Regions from separate parts of the Homo sapiens genome. Here region 2 is linked to region 1. Evidence: chromatin contacts called from ENCODE Hi-C or POLR2A ChIA-PET data. All regions are on one chromosome and are shown on one strand. Each heading gives the region's core, a stretch centred on a gene start or an enhancer-like site at or near the end of the contact. The rest is flanking DNA. Distances are from core to core; before and after follow the strand shown. Region 1 holds the start of PDIA4 (protein disulfide isomerase family A member 4). Region 2 holds the start of DNAJB6 (DnaJ heat shock protein family (Hsp40) member B6).

Region 1 (6,499 bases), core at 615-3,114:
TTGATAAAGTTCTGTTTTGTTGAATGAACTTCTATAGCTATACCCTAAATGCTTTCAAAAAGAACATTGTTACTTTAATGTCACAAGATATATGTGTGTTTATACACATATACAGACAGCACTTCAAGAGCCTTCTTCCTATCTTTGTATCAACAAAAGGCCAGTGAAATTGTGTTTCTCCCACCACTGAGCAAATGGGGTCCTCATTCCTCTCAGTTTAACAGTGTCATAGGAAACAAGAAGAAAGATGAGAACTCTGACTTGTCTTTTTGAAGAACAGGTCTATCTTTAACATGATATTAAGGCTGGGCACGGTGGCTCACACCTGTAATCCCAGCACTTTGGGAGGCCGAGGTGGGTGGATCACTTGAGGTCGGTCAGGAGTTTGAGACCAGCCAGGCCAACGTGGTGAAACCCTGTCTCTACTAAAAATATAAAAATTAGCAGGGAGTGGTGGCGGGCGCCTGTGGTCCCACCTACCCGGGAGGCTGAGACAGTAGAATCACTTGAACCCAGGAGGCGGAGGTTGCAGTGAGAGGAGATGGCGCCACTGCATTCCAGCTTGGGTGACAGAGCAAGACTCTTGTCTCAAAAAATAAAATAACATGATACCGAACTGTCTGGTGGCCCACATTCATAGCACTCTAATAAATCAGTGTGTACAGTTGCATAATGTTCTGCCCTACAAAATTGACCAGGAACCATCAGATTAATAGGCATTCAACAAAAAAATTAAGTATTTTTAATTGCTAAGGTCTGTGAGTTATCCCTTTTTTCTTCCTCACGTAATAATCTGCACACACGAGAAAATATTCCTGAACTTGAGTTTCTATTTTTTTTCTTTTCCCTATTTGCCTTCTCAAACTCCCAGGTGTTAAAAAAAAGTCTCAAACTTAATGCACATTACAGGCTTCTTTTCTGACATACAAAAATCGTCATCTTAACCTAGTTTTCTTCTCCAAAGTGGTCAAGAGGGAAAACCTCAAGCTTTTATTCAGATCTATGTAAACCACTAGATTGCCTATCTGGTATTTCCTTTTGCAGAAAATCACTAGAAAACTAAATAAGACGAGGCAAAGTTTAGACAAGAATCTGATGGCTTGTTTCTCCGAGATGCAACCTTGGAGAGAGGCTTCCCCAGATTCTAGTCTGGATTCACTTTACTGCATGCTCTTCCCCGCTCTCTAGCTCAATACTCCGGAGAGAAATGAAACTTTTATTTGCTCGAGCAGAAAAAGAAATTAAGAAGGCCACGAACATGCAGCGGACTTGGAGCCCCTTTCTAGCAACAAACAGGCTCGTGCTCCTCCGCCCGCGTTGGTCTCCAGCTTCCCAGAGCCCCGGCGGGTTGCGAGGACCGCCCTGCTCGCCACTGCTCCCCACCGCTCCGGTACCGACACGTGTTCTTACTGCCAAGTTCGGCCGCAGGATGCTGAGCCGAGCCCCGCCCCGCTCCACATTTCCCAGGCTCCGCCTCTCCTGCCCCGCCCCCGGCACCGATTGCCAATAGCGCCCCGAGGCGTAGCCAGGTCCCGCACTCCCCGTGCCCGGCCCGCCGCCTTTGTTCTCCCCCGCTCTCCCTCTTGGCCTGTGCGCTCCCGGCAAACCGAGTGGCAGCCGCTGATTGGTGGTTGTGGCGCAGCCAATCAGAAGGGGGCACCTCACGTTAGGGCTCGGAGTTTTAAACGCGCAGCCGAGGGCCGCGCGCAGGAGTAGGGAGGGCCTAGGGCGGCGGAGCCGACTCGTCGCGGCCGAGGCGCGCGCGGTCCGTGCCGGCGTCAGTCTGGGATTGGCCGGCCCGCGACTTCCTCCGCCCCCTGCCAATCGCCGGGGACGACTTCCGTGGGTTTTTCCGGCTCCCCCGCGTCGCTAAGGAGCGACGGGCTGTCGGCCAGACCCCGAGTTCTCGGTGCGCTCAGCGGCCGCCGACGCTAGGAGGCCGCGCTCCGCCCCCGCTACCATGAGGCCCCGGAAAGCCTTCCTGCTCCTGCTGCTCTTGGGGCTGGTGCAGCTGCTGGCCGTGGCGGGTGCCGAGGGCCCGGACGAGGGTGAGCGGCAAGCGCGCCGCGGGTCGGGCTGTGCTTGCGGGGGCTGCAGAGCTGTGCGGGGGCCTGGGCCCTGCGACCCCGGCGGGCGGGCTTCCGCGCGGTCAGCTCCAGAACTAGTGATGGGCGCCGAGCCCGGGGTAAACTTGGCGGAGTTGAAGGGGCGGGGGCGGTGGCTGTGGCAGTGGCAGGATCGATTTGGGGTTCCCGGGAGAGGAAGGTGGCCGGGGTCTCTTGGGCTCCGACGCCCTGGAAGACCCCTGTCACCCGAGGCTGGGAGAGGGCTGCAGAGCGCCTTTTTTGCAGCTGGGTCCTTCGCCTTAATTTACAGATTTTCGTCAGGTCCAGGCTAACTCCAGGCGAACGCGCCCAGGCAGTGGGAAGGGAGAGGGAGAGCCACTGGAGAGAAGGGGCGAGGGCGTGAAGAAACAAGTGCGAGTTCTTTGGAACAGCAAGCATTCCTTTTCAAAATGTGGTCTGTAGATTTGGAAATGATTAATCCATAGATTCTGGAGAAAGGGATGGCTTGGTTTGCACCTTTGAGAAACTAGAGATACCATTCCTTCTGCATTTAGCATTTACTGTGTGCCAGTCCCTGTACTGGGTTCTGGGAGGAAAAGATTGTGAGTGTGGTCCCTGCCCATGAAGCGCGTACTCCAGTAGGAATAGTAACAACTACTTCATGGTCCCTGCATTTTTCTTCGAAGTGAGCTAGCTGCAGACATAAGAACTCTGAAGATTAGGAAGTGCTAATTAAGGAAAAGTTGTTATTCCTAGAGAATAAGGCATCCAGGTACTGGTCTTTACCTTCTTCCTCTCTGCCCTTACTTTTAATCACTAGCTTTTTAACCTTCTGAGTTTGTTCTAATATAAATATACACTCTTTGATAATGTTAGTGTGTAGGGAAATCGTGAACTTTATACTCTTTCAAACAGATTGAGTAACTTCTGCGTGGGTCACTGATTCAAAAAGAGTCTTTGCCCAAATAGAAAAGGAAGTAAAAACCCACACTCGGCGAGAAAAACACCTGCCGAAAGGAATCCGATAGCGGGACTGCTTACAAATTGTGTCTTGAGACCTTTACCCAAATCATGTTTGTTTAAATAGTGTTTATTTAAATACAGATACCCAAAATACACTGAAGCAGAATGCAGGGGTGGGCCCCGGAATCTGCGTTTTAAGTCAGTTTTCCCTTGAGACATAGAATTAACTTCGGGAGGCACAGTGAAAGTTGAGGACCAGTGTGGGTGGAAGATGCTTTTTGGAACATAGCGGAAAAGCATATAGCACTGTCTTGGTTTTGATCCAGTGATTCTGTTTTTGGGGGGATTCTTGAGAGGCCTGGGAGAGTGGCTTTAGGAGCTGTTAGGACCAGCAAGTTTATCCTTCCGGTCAGAGGTCTTTAACACAGAAGAGTCCCTGGGAAGCAGTTGCTCCTAGGGTGAGCCTAGGAATCCCAGGGGTCATCATGGCCAAGGGCAGGCCTCCTGGGACTTCTAGCTCCGTTTTTTTTTTTTTTTTTCCTAGATAAGGTTACGCATTGTTGCCCAGGCTTGAGTGCACTGTCCTGATCATGGCTTACTTAAGCCTCAAACTCCTGGGCTCATGGGATCCTCCTGCCTCAGCCTCCCGAGGAGCTGGGACTGTAGGTGCTTGCCAACACGCCTGGCTGTTTTTTTTTTCTGGCTCTGTCGCCCAGGCTGGAGTGCAGTGACGCGATCTCAGCTCACCACAACCTCTGCTTCCCGAGTTCAAGTGATTCTCCTTTCTCCACCTCCCTAGTAGCTGGGACCACAGGCACGTGCCACCACACCCAGCTAATTTTTTGTATTTTTCAGTAGAGACGGGGTTTCACCGTGTTAACCGGGATGGTCTCGATCTCCTGACCCCGTGATCCGCCTGACTTGGCCTCCCAAAGTGCTGAGATTACAGGAGTGAGCCACCGTGCCCAGCCTGGCTATTTTTTTTCTTTTTTTGGTAGAGATGGGGTCTCACTATGTTGCCCAGGCTGGCCTCAAGCAATCCTCCATCCTTAAACTCCCAGTGTTTGGGATTACTGGCGTGAGCCACGGTGTGGGCTTACCTTGACCCTTTCTCATCCCTGAGGGCATCCCTCGGCCATTCACTGTCAAAACCTGTCATAGATTCACTGATAACTTGTCCAACAGATTTATTTCAAGTCTGCACTACCTCACCCCTCAAGTGTTTCAAGTCTCGAGGCTTTTTTTTTTCTTTTTGCTTCTGTTACATTTTAGATTTAGACAGCACAGTGGTGTCTAGGTACTTAAATGCCCTCCTTCCCCCAACATGGTTACTAAATACACCCTAAGCTCTGATGGTTTAAGCCTCCGGTTGCAGGGCTTTCCGTGTCTCAGAAGGTGCCTGCACTCTACACATCCTTCATGCTAAAACAGGAAAGGAAAATATTCTGATCCTGTTTGTTGCCTGCTTTTATGTGGTATTGGTTTGTTTAGATTTAAAAGTAAGTAGAAATTCACCTATTTTTCGTGCTAAGGAACTGTTAAACTCTCCTCCTCTTTTCATTCCTGAGACATAATTATTTTCGGAGCCATAAAAATGTGGAAACTCTAAATGATTCCACCAAAAACTTTGGGCGTATTGGGAAGAAAATCTAATGTGACAATACAGCATAGCAGTTAAGTGGTCAGGACCCTCCGCTAAGTAGCTTTGTGATCTTTGGACAGGTGACTCAAGTTCCTGCATCTCAGTTTCTTCATCTGTAAGATACAATATAACGTGTAATACAGTCTCCCTTAAGGGGTGAAGTGGTGTGTTTAAGAGCCCAGCACAGTGCCTGGTACATACAATAAATACCAGCTATCATGGTTACCGTAGCTGATAACAGTTCTTGTTTCTGTGTTTAATACAAACTCTTCAGTATTGGCTGAATGGTAGAGTTTATGCAGCTGTTTCAGGCACTTCTCTGGGGGAGATGAGAGTGATCAGCTGAGGACGGAGAGTGAGGACATCCTAAAAGGAGCTGCCTGTGTCTGAGCAGGACCCAGTGTTGTCATCAGGTGTGCCCCGTGGGAGTGGACAGGGATTGAGGCAACCTGCTCAGGTGAGGGTCCCCCACTTCAGGAGAGGCCTTAGCATGTGGGCTGAGCAATGTGGAGATGAACTTGGGAATTCATTTGTCTCATGCTGAGGAAGGTTGCATCTTTTCAGAGGGTGCTGAAAGGCTCTGGACATACATATATATATATATATATATATTTTTTTTTTTTTTTTGAGATGGAGTTTCACTCTTGTTGTCCAGGCTGGAGTGCAATGGCGTCATCTCTCGAGTAGCTGGGATTACAGGCATGTGTCACCACGCCCAGCTAATTTTGTATTTTTAGTAGAGATGGGGTTTCTCCATGTTGGTCAGGCTGGTCTCGAACTCCCGACCTCAGGAGATCCGCTTGCCTCGGCCTCCCAGAGTGTTGGGGTTACAGGCGTGAGCCATCACACCTGGCCTTTTTTTTTTTTTTTTTTTTTTTTTTTTAAATGACAGTCTTGCTCGGTCGCCAGGCTGGAGTGCAGTGGTGCGATCTCAGCTCACTGCAACCTCCACCTCCTGGGTTCAAGCAATTCCCCTGCCTCAGCCTCCCGAGTGGCTGGGATTACAGGTGTGTGCCACCATGCCTGGCTAACTTTTTTCTGTATTTTAGTAGAGACAGGGTTTCACGATGTTGGCCAGGAGGGTCTTAATCTCCTGACCTCGTGATCTGCCCGTCTCAGCCTCCCAGAGGAGCACGTGGATTACAGGCATGAGCCACCATGCCCGGCCCTGGATGTATTTTCTATCCTAGAATGTCCACCTTTAAAAATGAAGCCCAGTGAAAAGTGTTCCCCCACTAAAATGTGGACTGTTTTGCTTGCAGGGATGTGTGGGTTTCTGGTAGATAGAAGGCTAGAGCTAGCACCTTCCCAAATTGCAGAGGAATCAATCCTGGCTTGTCTGTGAGCTGGGGAGGAAATGGAAAGGTAGGGGCCTTGAGAGTCCTTAATTACATAGGGAATGTCCTATCATTTTGTTTATTCTTTAAAAAGATAATGGGATTCTTTTTTGTTGTTGTTAGTCTCGCTTTGTCACGCAGGCTGGGGTGCAATGGTGTGATCTCGGCTCACTGCATCCTCTGCTTCCTGGGTTCAAGCAATTCTCCTGCCTCAGCCTCCCAAGTAGCTAAGATTACAGGCATGCACCAACATGCCCAGCTAATTTTTGTACTTTTAGTAAAGACGGGGTTTTGCCATGTTGGCCAGGCTGGTCTCAAACTCCTGACCTCAGATGATCCACCCTCTTTGGCCTCCCAAAGTGCTGGGATTATAGGCGTGATCCACCATGTCTCGCCAAAATTCATTTTTTTAAAAGGGTCAAGAAAGAAGTTGCCTCTTAGGAATGCTGTGTCCCATGGTGACTAGTCAGCTCCCACTTAATCATGAGAGC
Region 2 (6,114 bases), core at 247-2,746, 8.3 Mb before region 1:
TAGTCGGACATGGTGGCGAGCACCCGTAACCCCAGCTACTCAGGAGGCTGAGGCAGGAGACTCGCTTGAACCTGGGAGCTGGAAGTTGCAGTGAGTGGAGATCGCGCCACTGCACTCTGGCCTGGGCAACAGAACAGACTCCGTCTCAGGAAAAAAAAAAAAAGGAAGTCTGGAGTAAACCCAGAGAGAACGCGGGACGGGTGGACTGGCGGAGGAGTAAGGCGGCTGCATATAATTCCTTTCAGAAATCATGAATCGTTCTGATACGCAACACTATTTGGAAAAGTGCGGTTAAACACGAAGCAGCAGCAATCAAGCTTTAATGGTTAACGTCTGTTTCCTTTCTTCGGTCTTCACTCTAACTTTTCTACTAAATCAATAATTTGGCTTAAATTGTAGCGACAAATCCTTACTAAAATTCGCAACTCAATAAAAACGTTGAAAACTACAAAGAGCGCCGCTCAGCCTACTCTTCCCAAACAGGCTGAAGCCTCCGAGCTCGCAGGCGGCACCCCTTCGGTGGTGGCACGATCGTTCTACTTGCGCTGTTTCCTGCCCCGTTTACGTGAGAAGTTAGCACAGAAGTTTACGTCTGACTAGCAAACCCATCCTTTAAAAAATTCGCTAGTGCCAAAACCTTTCTCGAGCCAATATATGATTTGCAGTTTACACTGCGTGTGTCACTGACCTTCCTTAGGTAAGAGTTAATGTAAACTTCTTATATAAACTTCAGTTGCATCAACTACGGTGCAGATTCTTTAACGCAAAGCAAAGCAGACAAACATTCTGAGTGAGAAAGGCAGCCTGCTCTTCCACAAACTTCTGAACAATCCGTCCGGAGTTCTAGAAACAGGGCTTTGCGGTCCCCCACCTGCTTCTTCTCCCTCCGAACTTGGCGGCACGGCTGCGGCATTCCTGCTCCGCAAGCCACTCCCGTTTCTGGTTTCAGACGCGAGTGCGGGAGCCTTAGAAAAAGAAGGCGCTCCACGCCTCCCACGCTGCCGGCCCCGCCGAGCCCCAGCCGAGCCCCAGCCGGCCGCTCCCAGGCCGGGCCCCACCCCCAACCGCCGCCGCGGAGGCTGGGCCGCGTTCCGGCAAGGACGCCGGGCGGGGAGGACGCGGCCGGGCGGCCCCAGACCCCAGCCCCGGCCCCGGCCCCAGACCTGACCCAGAGGACCCCGCCCACCCTTCGCCCCGCAACCCCGGCCACGGCCCCCGCCCCGTCCAGTCCTTTCCCCGGCCGGCGACCCCGGTCACCCCCCGCGCTGTTGCCAGGCGCCGGGTGAGGTCCGCCGTCTGCCGGGCGCGCGCGGGGCCCTAGGCGACCTCCCCCGACCCTCGGAACAGACCCTCACCGAGGACAGAAGCGGCCGGTGGCGGGACGCAGGGGAGGCAGGGTGACGGCCCGAATCTCCTCACAGCTCCAGGACTGCTGCGCTGGTGGTGGCGGCGGCTCCTCGCGCTTTCCTTTCTCTCCTTTCTCCAACAACAAACAGGAAATGCGTCACGCGGCGGCGGCACGGCGGCGTCAACTTCCGCCCGACCCTGACGCCGCGCATGCGCAGTTTCCACTGCCCATACCGCGGGCCCAACCTCGGGGGCGCCCGCCCCACCTTCGCGAAGGTTCTCGGCTCTTCCGCCGCCCCGAAGAGCCCAGGAGACTGGGGGCGAGGGGGCGGGGAAGCCCAGGGCGAGGGGGCGGAGCTCGGGGCCGGGTCTACGGTACCGGGGAGCCCAGACGCGCGGAAGGCACAGAGAAGGCCGAGAAGATTCCAAATGGCACTTATTGTTGGGCCAGAAGGAGCCCATTCTGGAAACCGCGAAGTCGTCGCGCCCTTCATCTTCCTCTTGACCGGCGGCCCCCGGAGCGCGTCTGCCGCCTCTCGCTCCGCGGTCCTGCGGTGGAGCTGGGTGGCATCTCCGCACAGCGGGACGAAAGCTGGGGCGCGGGCGCGGGCGCGGGCGGAGAAGTCCCCGAAGGAGAAGAAGAACAAACCAAGCGGCGGCCAGCGAAGGCGGGCGAAGGCGCCGGCCCCCGCTTGTCAATTTAGGGAAGCCCGGATACCCTAAGTTCCCCGGCGAACGGGAGCGCGTGGAGACTTCGCCAGGGAATAGTGACTGAAGGAAACGGAAGCAAACTGTGGCAGAAAATACAGATGAAGCTTTTTAGGTTAAATCGTGGCAGTAGTTTTTCTGAAAACGCGGCGCATTTTGATAGCTGGACTTTAGGTCATCCCCAGGCTTCCTAGCCTTTCCCGCGTCCTCAGGGGTTCTGGTTCTAACCCTGGAGACCAACACCACATGCGTGTAGATGGTGACCAGCAGGAGCAGGGAGTCTCAGACCCAGTGCAGTCAGACAGGCTCCCATTCCCAGTAGCGAAAGGGTCCCGCAGACCCAAAGCCTAAGGAGCCAACAAGCAGTTCGTCCATGGAGCCTGGCCTGGATCTCCCACTGTCTTCCTCTCCAGCATTCAGCCAGATGTTTGCTACTGTGTTGTCTTAGTCCTGGCCCACCTTATCCTTTCCTTTAAGAAATAAAAATCTCAACTGGGTGCGGTGGCTCACGCCTGTAATCCCAACACTTTGGGAGGCCAAGGCGGGCGGATCACCTGAGGTTGGGAGTTCGAGACCAGCCTGACACATGGAGAAACCCCGTCTCTACTAAAAATGCAAAAAAAATTAGCCAGGTGTGGTGGTGCATGCCTGTAATCCCATCTACTGCAGAGGCTGAGGCAGAATAATCGCTTGAACCCAGGAGGAGGAGGTTGCAGTGAGCGGAGATCACACCATTGCACTCCAGCCTGGGCAACAAGAGCGAAACTCTGTCTCAAGAAAAAAGAAAAATCCCTTTTTGTTACACCTTTCCTGAACTTCAGATCCTGTGGCATGCTGACACTGAATTCCGGGGGCCTGCTCAGCCACCTTCTGAACTAACAACGCTTATGAATTCGTGATCGTTTAAGCCTGGGAGATATTCAAGTAAAAGGCACTTTAACACTTGAATCACTTTTGGTTTAAAATAGCTCGTTAGTAATGAAAGAGTTGGAGAAATGCCACCCTGAATTATGCCATATTAGGATACTGATTACTAACTAGTTCACTGATTACCACATTAGTATGCCCTCAAACTGAGGGCACATGGGGACCTGCCAATGCAGGGAGGGGCATTCTGTGAATCCCCCATTATTTACATAAAGACAGATCATCCCAAAGGGACTCAATTGTCTTGACCCCCTCCCTGGAAGTCTCATCCAGGGAAGAATGAGCCAGGATCACGGGAGAAGAGCTTCAAGGGACGTCAGCTGCACACCCAGACAGATTTTGCCACAGGCCACCACCTATTCTGAAGGCAAAAAATCATTTTCTCTCCCCTGAGCTGCCTGCATCTGCCTCCCCTCTCTTCTATGAAGGGGCTGTATAAGCTTCCAGATCTCACTGGATTCTGGGATGCCCTAGTACATGTTATAGATTTGTATACTTTTTCTCTTACGAATCTGTCTATTGTCAGCTTAGTTCAGAGACTCAGTTGTGAAACCTTCAGAGAGTACAGGGAAAATTTTCCGTCTACACCTGCCTCATTTTAGACAACTGGAACACTTGGTTAATGGCTGTAATTGTTATACTTCAAAATGAAATACTGCCCTTTTTTTTTTTTTTTTTTTTTTTTTTTTGAGACAGGGTCTTGCTCTGTCACCCAGGCTGGAGTGCAGTGGTTCAATCATGGCTCACTGCAGCCTTAACCTCCTGGGCTCAAGCAGTCCTCCTGCCTCAGCCTCCCAAAGTGCTGGGATTACCAGCATGAGCCGCTGTGCTGGGCTCATTTTTTGTGTTTCTTAAACTTTAATTGTATTACTGCATGTCATTTCTAGCAAATGATCAGTTAGCAAAGGAAAATCTGACTGGATTCTCTATTCTTATTTGAGACTGAGTCTCTCTGTCTGTCCTCCAGGCTGGAGTGCAGTGGCACAATCTAGGGTCACTGCAACCTCCACCTCCCAGGTTTAAGTGATTCTCTTGTCTCAGCTTCCTGAGTAGCTGGAATTACAGGCATGAGCAACCATGCATGCCTAATTTTTTGTATTTTTAGTTGAGATGCGGTTTCACAATGTTGGCCAGGCTGGTCTCAAACTCCTGACCTTAGGTGATCCACCCACCTCAGCCTCCCAAAGTGCTGGGATTACAGGCATGAGCCACCAAGCCCAGCCTCTATTCTCTTTTTTTACTGGTTATATAAATGACTGTTCAAAAGGAAGAAATAATAGTTTGTGTTAGTATGGGCATCTCATAATAAAACCTAAAATAATCTCAGCAAAGACTGGAATTTCAGATATGTGCACAGCTTGGCACTGTCACATGTAACCTATCTGCTTGCAGATTGATGGAGGTTTAGTTCCATCTCAGTGTGGACAGACAGTACTATCATGGGACATTTTACATGTCAATACGTCCCTACAGTGATTGTGAGCTCATCTTGAAATGTAAGCAGCACAGACATGAATTTTACATTGTAAGTGGTAGGCTAGCCACAAATAGCTTTTCCCCCTTCGAAAAAGAAAATATATGTGTGTGTATGTGTGTGTGTGTATATATATATACACACACACACACACATTAAAACGCGTATCAGGCTGGTCACAGTGGTGCACACCTGTAATCCCAGCACTTTGGGAAGCTGAGGCAGGAGGATTGCTTGAACCTAGGAATTCCAGACCAGCCTAGGTAACACCGCAAGACCCCATTTCTACCAAAAATAAATTATTTTTTTCTGGCACTTTGGGAGGCCGAGGCGAGAAGATTGCTTGAGCTCAAGAGTTCGACAGCAGCCTGGGCAACTTGGTGAAACCCCATCTGTACAAAATATAGCAAAATTAGCCAAGTGCGGTGGCACACACCTATAGTCCCAACCACTCAGGCGGCTGAGGTGGGAGAATCACCTCAGCCCAGGGAGGTCCAGGCTTCAGTAGAGCACCACTGTACTCCAGTCTAGGCAACACAGACCCTGTCTCAAAAATAAATACATAGAAAATTATGACCAGGCACAGTGGCTCACGCCTATAATCCCAGCTCTTTGGGAGGCTGAGGTGGGCAGATTACAAGGTCAGGAGTTCGAGACCAGCCTGGCCAACATGGCGAAACCCCATGTCTACTAAAAGTACAAAAAATTAGCCCGGTGTCGTGGCACATGCCTATATTCCCAGCTACACAGGAGGCTGAGGCAGGAGAATTGCTTGAACCCGGGAGGCAGAGGTTGCAGTGAGCAGAGATCGTGCTTCTGCACTCTAGCCTGGGTGACAAAGCAAGACTCTGTCTCAGGAAAAAAAAAGAAAAAAGAAAATTTTCTGGGCATGGTGGCACACACCTATAGTCCCAGCTACTCAAGAGGCTGAGTAAGAGGACCACTTGAGCACTTGAGACTAGGAGGTCGAGGCTGCAGTGAACAGTGATCATGTCATGGCACTGCAGCCTGGGTGCCAGAGCAAGACTCTGTCTCTAAACAAATACATACATAATTTTTAAGAAGCATGTCAATACAATAAATTTTATCATGAAGAAAAGCAACCAGTACAAAACAAGGTCCCCATCCTGATGGACTTCACATAGCAGTTAGGGAGGACAGGTATAAACACCTTGGAGATTAAATGGTAATATTTAATTAACTCTTTTGAAACAACGAGGTCTTTCAATGACAAGGATTTATCCCAGAAAAGATTTAAGTAGGAGTGAAAAGTCTTTGGAGACCGAGTGCGGTGGCTCACGCCTATAATCCCAGCACTTTGGGAGGCCGAGGTGGGCAGATCCCCTGAGGTCAGGAGTTCAAGACCAGCCTGGTCAACATGGTGAAACCTGGTCTCTACTAAAAATACAAAAAGTAGCCGGGCGTGGTGGCGCATACCTGTAATCCCAGCTACTCGGGAGGCCGAGGCAGGAGGATCACTTGAACCTAGGAGGTGGAGGTCACGGTGAGATGATATCGTGCCATTGCACTCCAGCCTGGGCAACAGGAGTGAAACTCCGTCTCAAAAAATAAAAGAAAGAAAGGAGGAGCGTGGAGAATGTGGATGGATTTGGGGTAATGGCTTGCAGGGAGCCCCGGGGGTTGAGGGCAGCTGAAAT

Evidence for each region. Hi-C counts contacts between places; a loop is a spot of excess contacts on that map. ChIA-PET counts read pairs that join two places held with the same protein, here RNA polymerase II (POLR2A). Pooled maps may share reads with other maps.
Region 2: a loop to region 1 is called in a pooled map, with 11 times the contacts of the local background. The contact joins the promoter of DNAJB6 here to the promoter of PDIA4 in region 1. A Hi-C loop is called at or near these places in 2 of 37 single-sample maps with no recorded cell type and 7 of 50 pooled maps. POLR2A ChIA-PET finds 5 or more read pairs at or near these places in 1 of 52 experiments (activated CD8-positive, alpha-beta memory T cell).

The regions. Positions count from the first base shown.
Region 1 is chr7:149,023,870-149,030,368 of GRCh38, reverse strand. PDIA4 (protein disulfide isomerase family A member 4) reads left to right here and starts at 1,864. Exons shown (of 10, transcript NM_004911.5): 1 at 1,864-2,048. The coding sequence starts at 1,961. RefSeq lists silencers at 1,372-1,951, 2,022-2,091, 2,182-2,231 and enhancers at 1,556-2,149, 2,150-2,744, 6,239-6,499.
Region 2 is chr7:157,332,386-157,338,499 of GRCh38, reverse strand. DNAJB6 (DnaJ heat shock protein family (Hsp40) member B6) reads right to left here and starts at 1,496. Exons shown (of 10, transcript NM_058246.4): 1 at 1,356-1,496. RefSeq lists enhancers at 264-313, 1,042-1,545, 1,546-2,048, 4,318-4,397 and silencers at 974-1,163, 1,224-1,433, 1,624-1,783.